Regions from separate parts of the Homo sapiens genome. Here regions 1 and 3 are each linked to region 2. A link is an interaction called in ENCODE POLR2A ChIA-PET data of the cell type or tissue named here. Cell type or tissue: HepG2. All regions are shown on one strand.

Region 1 (4,000 bases), 74 kb after region 2:
TTGGAGTGTTTCTGCAGGGAGCAGAGAGCAAACTCTGCCCTCCAAGTTCTGTATCTTTGCCCTTAAAACTCAGCTCTCTGAAGGGAACCATATAATATTTCTGTAATATCTCTCATAAGCAAGTAAAGATCCCTCCTTAGACTCCCTTAATTCACCTCCAACTACTGCTTTGTTCCTCAGCAACCCTTTAGAGAAAAACCTCTAAATAGAGTTGTCTGTTCTTACTGTCTTCACTTCCTTGGCTCTCATTGTGGTTTCAGCACACACTGATTGAGTGTTCACCCCTCTCACTCCCCTGAACTTGGCCTTCTCCAGACACCAGTGATCTCCATCTTAATTTACCTGTAACCATCATTGTAGCAGGTTATCACCTCCTTCCCCTTGAAAATTCTTCAGATCTCACTGGACATCTCCATTCTGCCTCTATTGATGACTCCTTTACTTCTTCCAACATTTTACCTCAGTCTTCAACACTCTTGTCTATCTACTCCCCTCTCCTTGAGTGGTCTCACTCAGTTCCATGGCTTTAAATACATTTAGATATTGAATCTCAAACCTACATCTTTACATTGGCTTAAATCTCCAGCTGCCTACTTGACATCTATGCTTGGTGAACCCTAGTCAGCCTCTCCACACTTCCTTGTTTCAATAAATGGCCCCAATATTCACCTAGTTTTTCAGACTCAAGGCATAGGAGATATTTTTACTCTTTTCTTTACACCACACCTCCAACTCATCAGAAACTTCCATTTATTCCACCTTCAAAATTTATTTCAAACTTCACCACTGTTTACCACTTTCACTGCTGCTATCTATACCAAAGAAACCATCTTTGTTCACCTAAATCCCTGCGGTAGGCTTGCACCTGGACTCCCTGATTCCTTTTATACTCTTAAGTGGTCAGGTCTCCAGATAGCAACTAGAATGATCTGCCTAAAACATAAATCAGATAATGCCTCACCCCTGCCTCAAAGTCCTACATAACACTTTGGATTTTGGTTGTTGTTTTTGTTTTGTTTTTTGAGATAGGGTCTTGCTCTGTCACACAGGATGGAGTACAGTAGCATAATCACAGCTTACTGCAGCCTCGACCTCCTGGCTCAAGCAGTCCTCCTGCCTCAGCAACCTGAGTAGCTGGGACTACAAGTGTGCAACGTCAAGCCAGGCTAATTTTTTATTTTTCGTAGACATGGGAGTCTCACTACATTGCCGAGGCTGTCCTCCAACTCCTAGGTCCAAGCAATACTCCTGCCTTGACCTCCCAAAGTTTTGTGTTTACAAGAGTGAGCCACCATAATAGGCTTCCCATAATACTTTGAATGAAACCCAAACTCCTTACCATGTCCTATAAGGTCTAAAATAACTGGCTTTTGCCTATTTCTCCAGTTTCACCTCTTTTTATTTTCTGGCTCACTTCTGCCAGTTTGACCAAATTGACCTTCTTCCTTTTCCTACAGCAGATCAAGCTCATTCTGTGCTGGATTGTCACTCTGTCCAGAATGCCCTTCTCCCTAGACATTCATATGGCTCACACTCTCCCATCTTTCCAATGTCCACTCTCTTGTCACCTTCCCAGAGAGACCTCCCTGACTGCTTCATCTTAAATAACCACCCTCTCCATCTCCTTACTCTCCAGCCTATTAACATGTTACATTTCTTCGTACTTTTCCTAACAGTATATTACATATGTATTTGTTTATTGTTCTTTCTCCTCTCTCCTACATGAAAACAAGGAAATTGTTCATTGTTAAATTCTATATGCCCAACATCTAGAACTAAGCCAAGCACTTAGTATGAGCTCAATAAATATTTGCTAAGTGAATGAGTGTATTGAGCATGGGTGACTGAAAGATGGCTAACAGTTAAAGGCAGGGTCTTGGAAAGTATATCCCAGAGAGAAGTGAACTCCCAGATAGCAAGTCTGCTTAAAGAAACTGACCTTCTCTCTGATTTTCAGACTATATGAAGCCATTACTGAAATGTCACCTGGGGATTGCTAGTGACTGTTCTTCAAACCTGTCTGAATAGTTACTGAAAGCCAAGCTTTTAACTACCATTTTCAGATAATAACAGGAAGTAGAAGAGACAGTCAGATGACCAGCATCAGAACAGCTCTGTAGCAAAAGGCACGTGAGAAAGGAACCATGCATATCCCAGTCTGAGTTTATCCTAGGATTTAACAAAGTGAAGAACAGAACACAGGAAAATTAGCAACATATCAGAGAGAGGGAAAAAAAAAAAAGATCAACAGAGAAATAAATAAAAACAAATTAAATCTGTGTTTAAAATTTTAAATTTGTATAAATATTTTAAGTAGTGATGCTTAGTTTCGGCATTCATTTCATATGCTGTTTCATGTTGTCCACATGAAGGTAAGTCAGATTGTTACATATCAAAATATGAGGGCACAGAATGGTGTGTCTGCTGCTGGATAGACACGGGTGAGTTGCTGGCTGCTGTCAATAGAATCACAAGAGAAAGGACAGTTGTTATAGTGTCTTTGCACAGACAGGGTGTGGCGCTCACCTGAATGGAGATTGGATTTTATGAGGCACTGACGTGGCTCCTGACGGTAAGTCAGATGTCTCACCCCAGCCTCGATGACCTCTCTCCCTCGTCATGCTCCTGCCTCTCCCTGCAGGAACTCCAGCCTCTTCTGTAATATCTAGCCCAGATCTTCCTTCTGGTTATGACTTCCTCAATGTCCTGATTTCCCACATGAAATGTCACAAAGCATTTTTTCTGATTTTTCTAATATAATATCTTTCCATAAAACAATGAATACCTCCAGGTCTAAATGTGGGCTGTGTGGCTGTGTGATACAGTAGCCCCTAGCCATATGTGGCTATTTAAATGTAAATTTATCAATATTAAACAAATTTTAAAATTTAATTCCTAGTCACAGTATCACATTTCAAGTGCTCACTATCCTGGTGGTAAAGGACTACTATATTGCACAATGCAAGTAGAGAATGTTTCTGTGAGACAAAATAGTAAATGTAAGAAGCTGTGTTTGTTCATTCTTGCCAGCAGAATTTCACATAATCCCTTGCCAGCAGAATTTCACAGAGCCCCTGACTTGGTGACTGAGCACAGCCCTCCAAAAGAATGCCTTGAAAACGATAAGAAGGGGAGAGCACAGATTCCCATATCTCCTGCCTGAATCAGTGCATTTTTTAGAAAAGATAAGTTCAATGATTCTGGTCCTTGCCTTTTTCTGTACAAAAAATAATGTACAACGGGATTAATGATTATGCCTCTGTAATCTATAACCAGATGTACCCTCACATCCAAACTTTGATGACATTTTGTTTGCTTGTAACTTCTGAGCACACGTAATGTAATTCCGAGCACATTTGATGTAACTTCTGAGCACATACTGAGCTGCCACCACCTGTATATAAGCAGTGGATTGAAACACTACTTTGGTGCAGTCTGACAGAAACTCCTTGAAAGACTCCTATGGGATTGCAATTCTCATTAAGTCCACAATTCTATTACCTCCAAAGTTCTTTTATATAGTACTGTCCTAGATTAAATGGCAGTAAATGTATGGGGTAAAAACAAACAAAAAAATTACTGAAAAAAATGATATGTTATCCTGCAAACAGTGAGGGATAAAAAGAACTGAAGATATTATCCTGAAGAATCCTGGAATATAAGAACTCGACCCAGAAACTGAGACTAGCAAATGACAAGGAATAGCGAGTGGGATAGAAAGAAAAACATAAGAATGTGACATCACAGATGCAGAGGAAAGAAGAGCTTTCAGGAAGGAAAGAGTGTGCAGTAATTTCAGTGCTGTTGAGAAGTCAAGTGAGATAATGATTGAAAGTATGCATTAGATGTAGTGATTAGGAAGAGATGTTGGTGATTTGAAGAAGAGAACCTTTTGAGGAATTGTGGGGGCATAAGCCGGACTGCAATGGGTAGAAATGTGACTGGGAAAGCGAAAAAGAAAAGGGCAAATATAGACAACTCTGCAAAAATAATAGTAATA
Region 2 (4,000 bases):
TAAAAATAATTCAAGCTGTTTTATTTCTTAATAGAAAGGCTAGGTTTTCTCTGTTTCCTAGACCACAAATTCAGTAGTTACAGAACCTTGGCAAAAAATCAGCACTTGGTTTTTTCACTTTGCCACAGAGCACATATTTATTTATCTATTTATTTATTTATTTATTTTTTGAGACGGAGTCTTGCTCTGTTACCCAGGCTGGAGTGCAATGGCGCAATCTCAGCTCACTGCAAACTTCGCCTCCCGGGTTCAAGCAATTCTCCTACCTCACCCTCCCAAGTAGCTGGGATTACAGGCTCTCGCCACCACGTCCTGCTAATTTTTTTATTTTTAGTAGAGACGGGGTTTCACCATGTTGGCCAGGCTGGTCTTACACTCCTCACCTCGTGATCCGCCTGCCTTGGCCTCCCAAAGTGCTGGGATTACAAGCGTGAGCCACCGCGTCCAGCCCAGAGCACATATTGCAAGTAGCTGAATGGTGAATACAAATGAAAAGACTGTTTCACTCATTTCCCTCATTTAGGTTTATGATGAAAAAATAACCCATTGGCAGAGAGTTGTAGCTTAAGAGTTCACACTTTCGGATTTCTTCTGTCATTATAATCAACAGGCTGCTCAATTTTGTTTTCTTAAAATTATTTCTTACACCGTAAACCTTTGATAATTATAGTTGTCAGACAGCTATATAAAAATAATGAAGATAAATAACAAAATTGGGTTTCCTGGAAGCTGATCCAATAAGAATTGAAAAGTAGTTGTAAATTTCACTATGTCACCACTTTTCAATTGCGAAACTTAAATTTCATGGCCACATTCAGACCTACATTTATTTAAAATTACTCATTAAAAAGCAGGATATGTACAAACTTTCTCTGTCCTCCACCTCTGAACTTTAGGCCAGCATCTGAAAGCCCCTAATTCACCTGAATGCTCTCATTCACCATTTAAAATACAAAAGTTTGCATTTAATCACAGACCACCTAATTGTTGACATGGGTTTTAGCTTCTTTAAGGGTGACCACTTCTGCACTGTGGACTGAACCTACTGTACCCCATTCCACCACTTTTTCTTCTGAAACTGCTCACAATATCCCTGGACATTTCTACAACACTAGAATGAGCATATTTCAGTGTCTGCTCTTCAAATCCAAATGGCTGGGTTTTTTCCCTGTTTGTTCTTACTCTGCCCTTCAGTGGAAAATATTTAAATTTGAACATATAATACTGCCTATGTAACATCACAACAGATTATAGAATAAAAGGTTTGGATTTCTCCAGCTTCCTCTGCTCTCAGCTGTGCAGAAGACAGGGCAGAAATCAAGAACTGACAAATGTGCGCACTGGGAACTTCACCTACCACACCTAAGTTCAGACTCTTCTTATTCTTTTTCTCTTTTATTATTTTTATTTCCTCTATCCACCAGTTTTCTGAATCTATTCTATGGAAAAAAACAATTTATCAGACTCAAAAAATATTTACCAAACTTTAAAAGAATAAAGTATCAGAAAACACGAAGTTCCTACTTACACAACCACTTCCAACGGGCCTGCTTCCTTTCTCTTTGCTTTACTCTGGCAGCTCCACAAAGCCACAGCAGCACACTCTGATATTTATAGTCCTGTTGTTTACCTCACCCCTCAGGTATAGTCCAAAGTTCAATGTTCATTCTTGCAGTGACCTTGCAAGCAGAGCAAACCCCTGAGCTGATTGTTATCAACTTAAAAGAAAGTAGCAAGTGCTGCCATGCATAATATGGGGAAAACATTTTGACAATTACTAATTTATTCCCTATCCTTTTCAGTCACCCTAGAATCTAGGATTTAATGGTACAGTCGGGGGCGGGAGGAAGGGCTAAGGGTAAACAAGGCCTCCAAGTTGCCTTCTTTCCCAAACTATAACAGGGAAAAACATTTGCTGAGCCAGCGAATTATGCTGCTGCTTTAAAAAAAAAAAAAAAAGAGAGAGAGAAGCTTTTTTTTCCTTTTGTTTTGCTTCTTGCAGTGATGAGGTGCTAGCTTAGCCCACACAGTGTGACCTTTGTTAGAAAAGTCACCTGCTGTTACAAGTTACTCTGGTCTCCTGTTGTTACAGACTTACACGTCGATTGTGTTCTATGTTTATAACTTGAATTCATATGGGATTTCACAGGACCACTGCTCTTTTCTTGTTAATTTAAGGAAATAGAAAAATAGACTTCCTATCTGAGGGAAATCAGACCTCATTTTTATTGTCACTGAAGTCGTACTTCCTGGAAGACCTATGCATCCCCAGAATTTTTTGAGGATCGAATATAAAATCTTTACAAATGTGAATACCATAAAAATAAAAATTAAAGGTAGTAGTTGGACATGGAAAGAGTGTGGAAATTTCAAGATGTACAAATGAAATAGCTAATTCCTACTATTTCAGAAGAGGGTATTTTCTTTCTGGTAACGCTTGTAAGTTGGCATGCTCACTGTAGGTGAGGTAAGGAGCAATGTCAAATGATGTCATTCCTAGATAGCAATGGTTTTCGAGTAGGCCTTGCTTTTTTCATCAATTAATTTTTTTCCAAATAATCCCCCACTGATTGCTGTATGCTGAATACTGTTGTACAAGGTGCAGGAACTACAAAGAGACTCAGATGTTATCCTTCCTTTCAAGAAACTTCCTATCAAATTAGGAGGTTACCATTTGAAATCCAAGTTCTCTTTACTTGCCCTGAGCAGTTGTTACTTGCCTTTTGGGGTCCCATATCTCTTTGAGAATCCAGTTAAAATGCACATATACATAATCATTTTTTTAAAGAGTGTCATTAAAAAAATCTTTGTACAAAGCAGATATTCCTCCCTGTAGTTCATTTCCTTGACCAATTTAAGTAGTCATATTGAGGAAAGAGAGAGACCCTCTCATATTGTTTTATACTCAGTACCTGTTTTAAGGAAAAAAAAAAACAAGGATGTGAAATCAAAGACAGGCAGCCCGGTGCCAGGCCCAAACCAGGCCTGGGCCTGCCTGGCCTAAACCCAGTAGTTAAAAATCAATTCATAACTTCGAAACCGATGTTATTCATAGATTCCAGACATTGTACAGAAGAACACTGTGAAACTCCCTGCCCTGTTCTGTTTCTCTCTGACCACCGGTGCACGCAGCCCTTGTCATGTACCCCTTGCTTGCTCCAATCAATCACAACCCTTACATGTGAAATCTTTAGTATTGTGAGCCTTTAAAAGGGACAGAAATTGTGCACTCGGGGAGCTCGGATTTTAAGGCAGTGGCTTGCCCACGCTCCCAGCTGAATAAAGCCCTTCTTTCTACAACTCAGTGTCTGAAAGGTTTTGTCTGCAGCTCGTCCTGCTACATTTCTTGGTTCCCTGACCAGGAAACGAGGTAACTGATAGACATAGACGGCAGAGCTAACCCGTTAGGCGGCTTAGGCCTGTCCTGTGGAGCGTCCCTGCAGGGGACTCCAGTCAGCCTGAGTGACGCGATCCAAAGAACGCTCCCGGGTAGGAAATTGCCCCGGTGGAATGCCTTGCCAGAGCAGCGCATAGCAGGCCCCTGCAGAGGATTAACACGGTGGCTGAACACCGGAAAGAACTGGCACTTGGAGTCGCGACATCTGAAACTTGGTAAGACTAGTCTTTGGAACTTGCCCCACTCCATCTGAGTGGAAGTGTGGCCTGATCACCCACGGCGTGCCTGTATTGGCACTTTTGTTCTGGTTTTGACTTGGCTTGACTTGGTAAGACTAGTCTTTGGAACTTGCCCCACTCCATCTGAGTGGAAGTGTGGCCTGATCACCCACAGCGTGCCTGCATTGGCACTTTTGTTCTGGTTTTGACTTGGCTTGACTTGGTAAGACTAGTCTTTGGAACTTGCCCCACTCCATCTGAGTGGAAGTGTGGCCTGATCACCCACAGCGTGCCTGCATTGGCACTTTTGTTCTGGTTTTGACTTGACTTGAATTGCTGGATACTTTGGTTTTGATTTTGACTTGGCTTGAATTTTTTGGTACTC
Region 3 (4,000 bases), 59 kb after region 2:
AAAAACAAGAATAGCTACTCCTGCTCCCCTTTGGTGTTCATTTGCATAGGATATCTTTTTCCACCTCTTTACCTTAAGTTTACATGAGTCCTTAAGTGTTAGGTGAATCTCCTGAAGACAGCAGAAACTTGCTTGGTTAATTCTTGTCCATTCTGCCATTCTGTATTTTTTAAGTGGTGTATTTAGGCCATTTATATTCAATATTAATATTGAGATGTCAGGTACTATTCTATTCATCACGCTATTTGTTGCCTGAGTACCTTGTTTTTTGTTTTTGGGTTTTTTTTTCCATTGTATTATTGTTATGTAGGTCCTGTGAGATTTATGCTTTAAGGAGGTTCTGTTTTGGTGTATTTTGAGGATTTGTTTCAGGATTTAGAGCTCCTTTTAGCAGTTCTTGTAGTGCTTGCTTGCTGGTGGCAAATTCTCTCAGCATTTGTTTGTCTGGAAAAGACTGTATCTTTCCTTCACTTATGAAGCTTAGTCTCACTAGTTACAAAATTCTTGGCTGATAATTGTTTTGTTTAAGGGGGCTAAAAGTGGGGGTCCCAATCCCTTCTAGCTTGTAGGATTTCTGCTGAGAAATCTGTTGTTAATCTGATAGGCTTTCCTTCATAGGTTACCTGATGCTTTTGCTTCACATCTCTTAAGATTCCTACCTTCATCTTGACATTAGATAACCTGATGACTATGTGCCTAGGTGATGATCTTCTTGTAATGAATTTCCCAGGTGCTCTTTGAGCTTCTTCTATTTAGATGTCTAGATCTCTAGCAAGGCTGGGGATGTTTTCCTTGATTATTCCCTCAAATATGTTTTCCAAACTTTTAGATTTCTCTTCTTCCTCAGGAACACCAATTATTCTTAGGTTTGGATATTTAACATAGTCCCAAACTTCTTGGAGGCTTCTTTCTTCATTTCATTCTTTTTTCTCTGTCTTTGACGGGTTGGGTTAATTCAAAAGTTTTGTCTTCGAGCTCTGAAGTTCTTTCATCTGCTTGTCTGATTCTACAGCTGAGACTTTCCAGTGCATTTGCATTTCTCTAAATGTGTCCTTGATTTCCAGAAGTTGTGATTATTTTTTATTTATGCTGTCTATTTCACCGAAGATCTTTCCTTTCATGTCCTGTATCATGTTTTTTTTATTTTTTTAGGTTGGATTTCACCTTTCTCTGGTGCCTCCTTGATTAGCTTAACAATTGACCTTCTGAATTCTTTTTCTGGCAATTCAAATTTTGTCTTGATTTAGACCCATTGCTCATGAGCTGGTGTGATCTTTTGGGGGTGTTAAAGAACCTTGTTTTTTCATATTACCAGAGCTGTTTTTCTGGTTCCTTCTCATCTGGGAAGACTATGTCAGAGGGAAGATCCAGGACTCAAGGGCTGCTGTTCAGATTCTTTTGTCCCACAGGGTGCTCCCTTGATGTGGTGTTCTCCCTCTTCCCCTAGGAATGGGGGTTCCTGAGAGCCAAGCTGTAGTAATCGTTTTTCCTCTTCTGGGTCTAGCCACCCAGTGGAGCTACCAAGCTCCCGGCTGGTACTGGGGAGTGTCTGCAAAGAGTCCTGTGATGTGATCTGTCTTCAGGTCTTTCAGCCGTGGATACCAGCACCTGTTCTGGTGCAGGTAGCAGGGGAATGAAGTGGACTCTGTGAGGGTCCTGGGTTGTATTTTTGTTTAGTGCACTGGTTTTGTGTTGGTTGGCCTCCAGCCAGGAGGTGGTGCTTTCAAGAGCACATCAGCTATGGTAATATAGGGAGGATGTAGACTTGCCCTAGGGCCACCTATTTGTATTCAGGTTTCTCAGGTGGTGGGCAGGACCATAGAACTCCCAAGAGATTATGACCTTTGTCTTCCGCTGCCAGGGTGGGTAGAGAAAGACCATCAGGTAAGGGCAGGGATAGGCTTGTCTGAGCTCAGACTTTCCTTGGGCAGGGCTTGCTGTGGCTGTTGTGGGGGATGGGGGTGTGATTCCTAGGCCAATGGAGTTAGATTCTCAGGGAATTATGGCTGCCTCTGCTGAGTCATACAGGTTGCCAGGGAAGTAGGGGAAGGCCAGCATCACAGGCCTCACCCTGCTCCCATGCAGCCAACAATCCTAAAGGCTGGTCTCATTCCCACTGTGCTTCTACAGTAGCAACGAGTTTATTTCCAGGCAGCCGATGCCCAGGGCTCAGAATTTGCCCCAGACCATAAGCTTCCCTGCTGAGAAAGCAAGCCTACTCATAGTTTTTCGGTATCTCAGGAAGCCTGCAGCAGTGATCCAGTTCTTTAGATTCTCTCGGCATTCCTGGTATGTTCCTGCAGTAGTTCCTGGAGGAAAAGTTCTTGATGTGAGTCTCCACATGCTGCCCTGTCTATCTGAGCAGCAGCTGCAAGCTAGTCCTGCCTCCTATCTGTCATCTTCTGCTATCTCCTCTTACTTGCCTGCTTTGGAGGAGCTTGTAAATGCCATTTCTGTCCAGTTTTGCTTTGCAAAGGAAGGTTCCTTAACACCTACCCACTTTCCCAGGGACTCCCACATGGGAGCAATACTGCCAAAACAAGCTTTGGCTCCTTCTTTAGACAAACCCTTTACCTTGAAAGACTGATTCTCATAGAGGGTCAATAAACCATTTTCTTTCTTCTACAATGAAATAATTTAGTTTCAAATTCTTAGAAAAATCAAGCCAGAATCATGGGCTCCTACAGTCTATGCAAGATGTTTCATCATATTTCTTGCCTTTGGCTGATTTTTTAAAAATCAATAGATCTTTTCTGGCCAAAACAATTCCTTTCACAGTTCTATTTTAGTAAGAAATTATTTGAATTCTTCCTCATTCTCCGAGTAGAGTTTTAAGTTGAGACTGAGCTGCAGAATTAAAGATGAAATTCCTTACCCACTTTCACTGGGCAGCCAATCTCACAGGGAGTCAGAGAACCAGCAAGTCAGACAAACCCCTAGATTTCCTGGGACCTGCACTCTGAGGTCGTCAGCCTCTACAGAACAGGGGCTATGGACACTAAGGTGATGAGAGCCCTACCATCCCCAGCTTAGGTTGTGCGCCCACTCCGCATCTACTCCCATCACAATAGGGACTTACTGAGATGAGAAGGGGATAATCTAATGCAGGAGTGGATCCATAGAGCCGTCATCATTTATCTTTGTTTTCAGTGTTTAAAATCACACACACAGGCCAGGCGCAGTGGCTCACGCCTGTAATCCCAGCACTTTGGGAAGCCGAGGCCGGTGGATCACAAGGTTAGGAGATTGAGACCATCCTGGCTAACACGGTGAAACCCCGTCTCTACTAAGAATACAAAAAATTAGCCTGGCATGGTGGCACGTGCCTGTACTTCCAGCTACTCAGGAGGCTGAGGCAGGAGAATGGCGTGAACCTGGGAGGCGGAGGTTGCAGTGAGCAGAGATCTCGCCACTGCACTCCAGCCTGGGCAACAGAGCGAGACTCCATCTCAGGAAAAAAATAAAATAAAATCACACACACAAATACCCACACATATGTGATGTTTACTCTGTTGCCAAACACATAGAGCTGTGACTCAGGTTTCATATTTAAGCAGCTGATGTTGGATACTATCGCATTTCATGGTTAACCATGTTTTGTAGAGTTGCCAATTGTTTTCCCCCTTCTGAGACGACAGGACACTAATTTGGTGTGGCACATGGGTTGGGCATGGAGTGTGGAAGGATGCCTCTTCCTCACTGCTACATTAATATAAACACCTTTTAATGCTGTTAGTGAAATGGTTTATACCTACGAAGAGACCACATTTCTGAATAGCATAAAGGTCAGGGTCTTCATTTCCCTTACAAGAGCCTGTCAGAGAAAGAGACAAGAATGGTATTGCCTATCAATGCTAGGGTTTTGGTGCAGAGGCTACTGTTACATTAAATGTATATTATGTATAAAGATTTCAATTTCTAGACTGTTTTTAAACTGTCATTTGCTCTTCATCATAAAAGACAGTAACTACCTGGGTGATGATTATAAGCAGAGCCCTAG

What was found. ChIA-PET counts read pairs that join two places held together with the same protein. Peaks named below come from ENCODE experiments on the same cell type or tissue, not always from the same donor. Only the 100,000 strongest peaks of a DNase experiment are listed, where the experiment ranks them.
Region 1: POLR2A ChIA-PET joins it to region 2 with 16 read pairs; 5 of 35 experiments call an interaction of 5 or more read pairs at or near these places.
Region 3: POLR2A ChIA-PET joins it to region 2 with 21 read pairs; 5 of 35 experiments call an interaction of 5 or more read pairs at or near these places.

The regions. Positions count from the first base shown.
Region 1 is chr5:42,884,765-42,888,764 of GRCh38, forward strand. No RefSeq gene overlaps it. Among named protein-coding and RNA genes, the nearest start is that of SELENOP, 75 kb to the left of the region's middle. RefSeq lists an enhancer at 2,089-3,288. In HepG2, no CTCF peak of the experiment used is centred here; no DNase peak of the experiment used is centred here.
Region 2 is chr5:42,810,308-42,814,307 of GRCh38, forward strand. It overlaps SELENOP (selenoprotein P), which reads right to left and starts at 1,585. Exons shown (of 5, transcript NM_005410.4): 1 at 1,529-1,585. RefSeq lists an enhancer at 1,744-2,309. In HepG2, no CTCF peak of the experiment used is centred here; DNase peaks (open chromatin) are centred at 1,714 and 3,484; H3K4me3 peaks cover 3,811 bases; H3K27me3 peaks cover 487 bases.
Region 3 is chr5:42,868,961-42,872,960 of GRCh38, forward strand. No RefSeq gene overlaps it. Among named protein-coding and RNA genes, the nearest start is that of SELENOP, 59 kb to the left of the region's middle. In HepG2, a CTCF peak has its summit at 2,385; no DNase peak of the experiment used is centred here.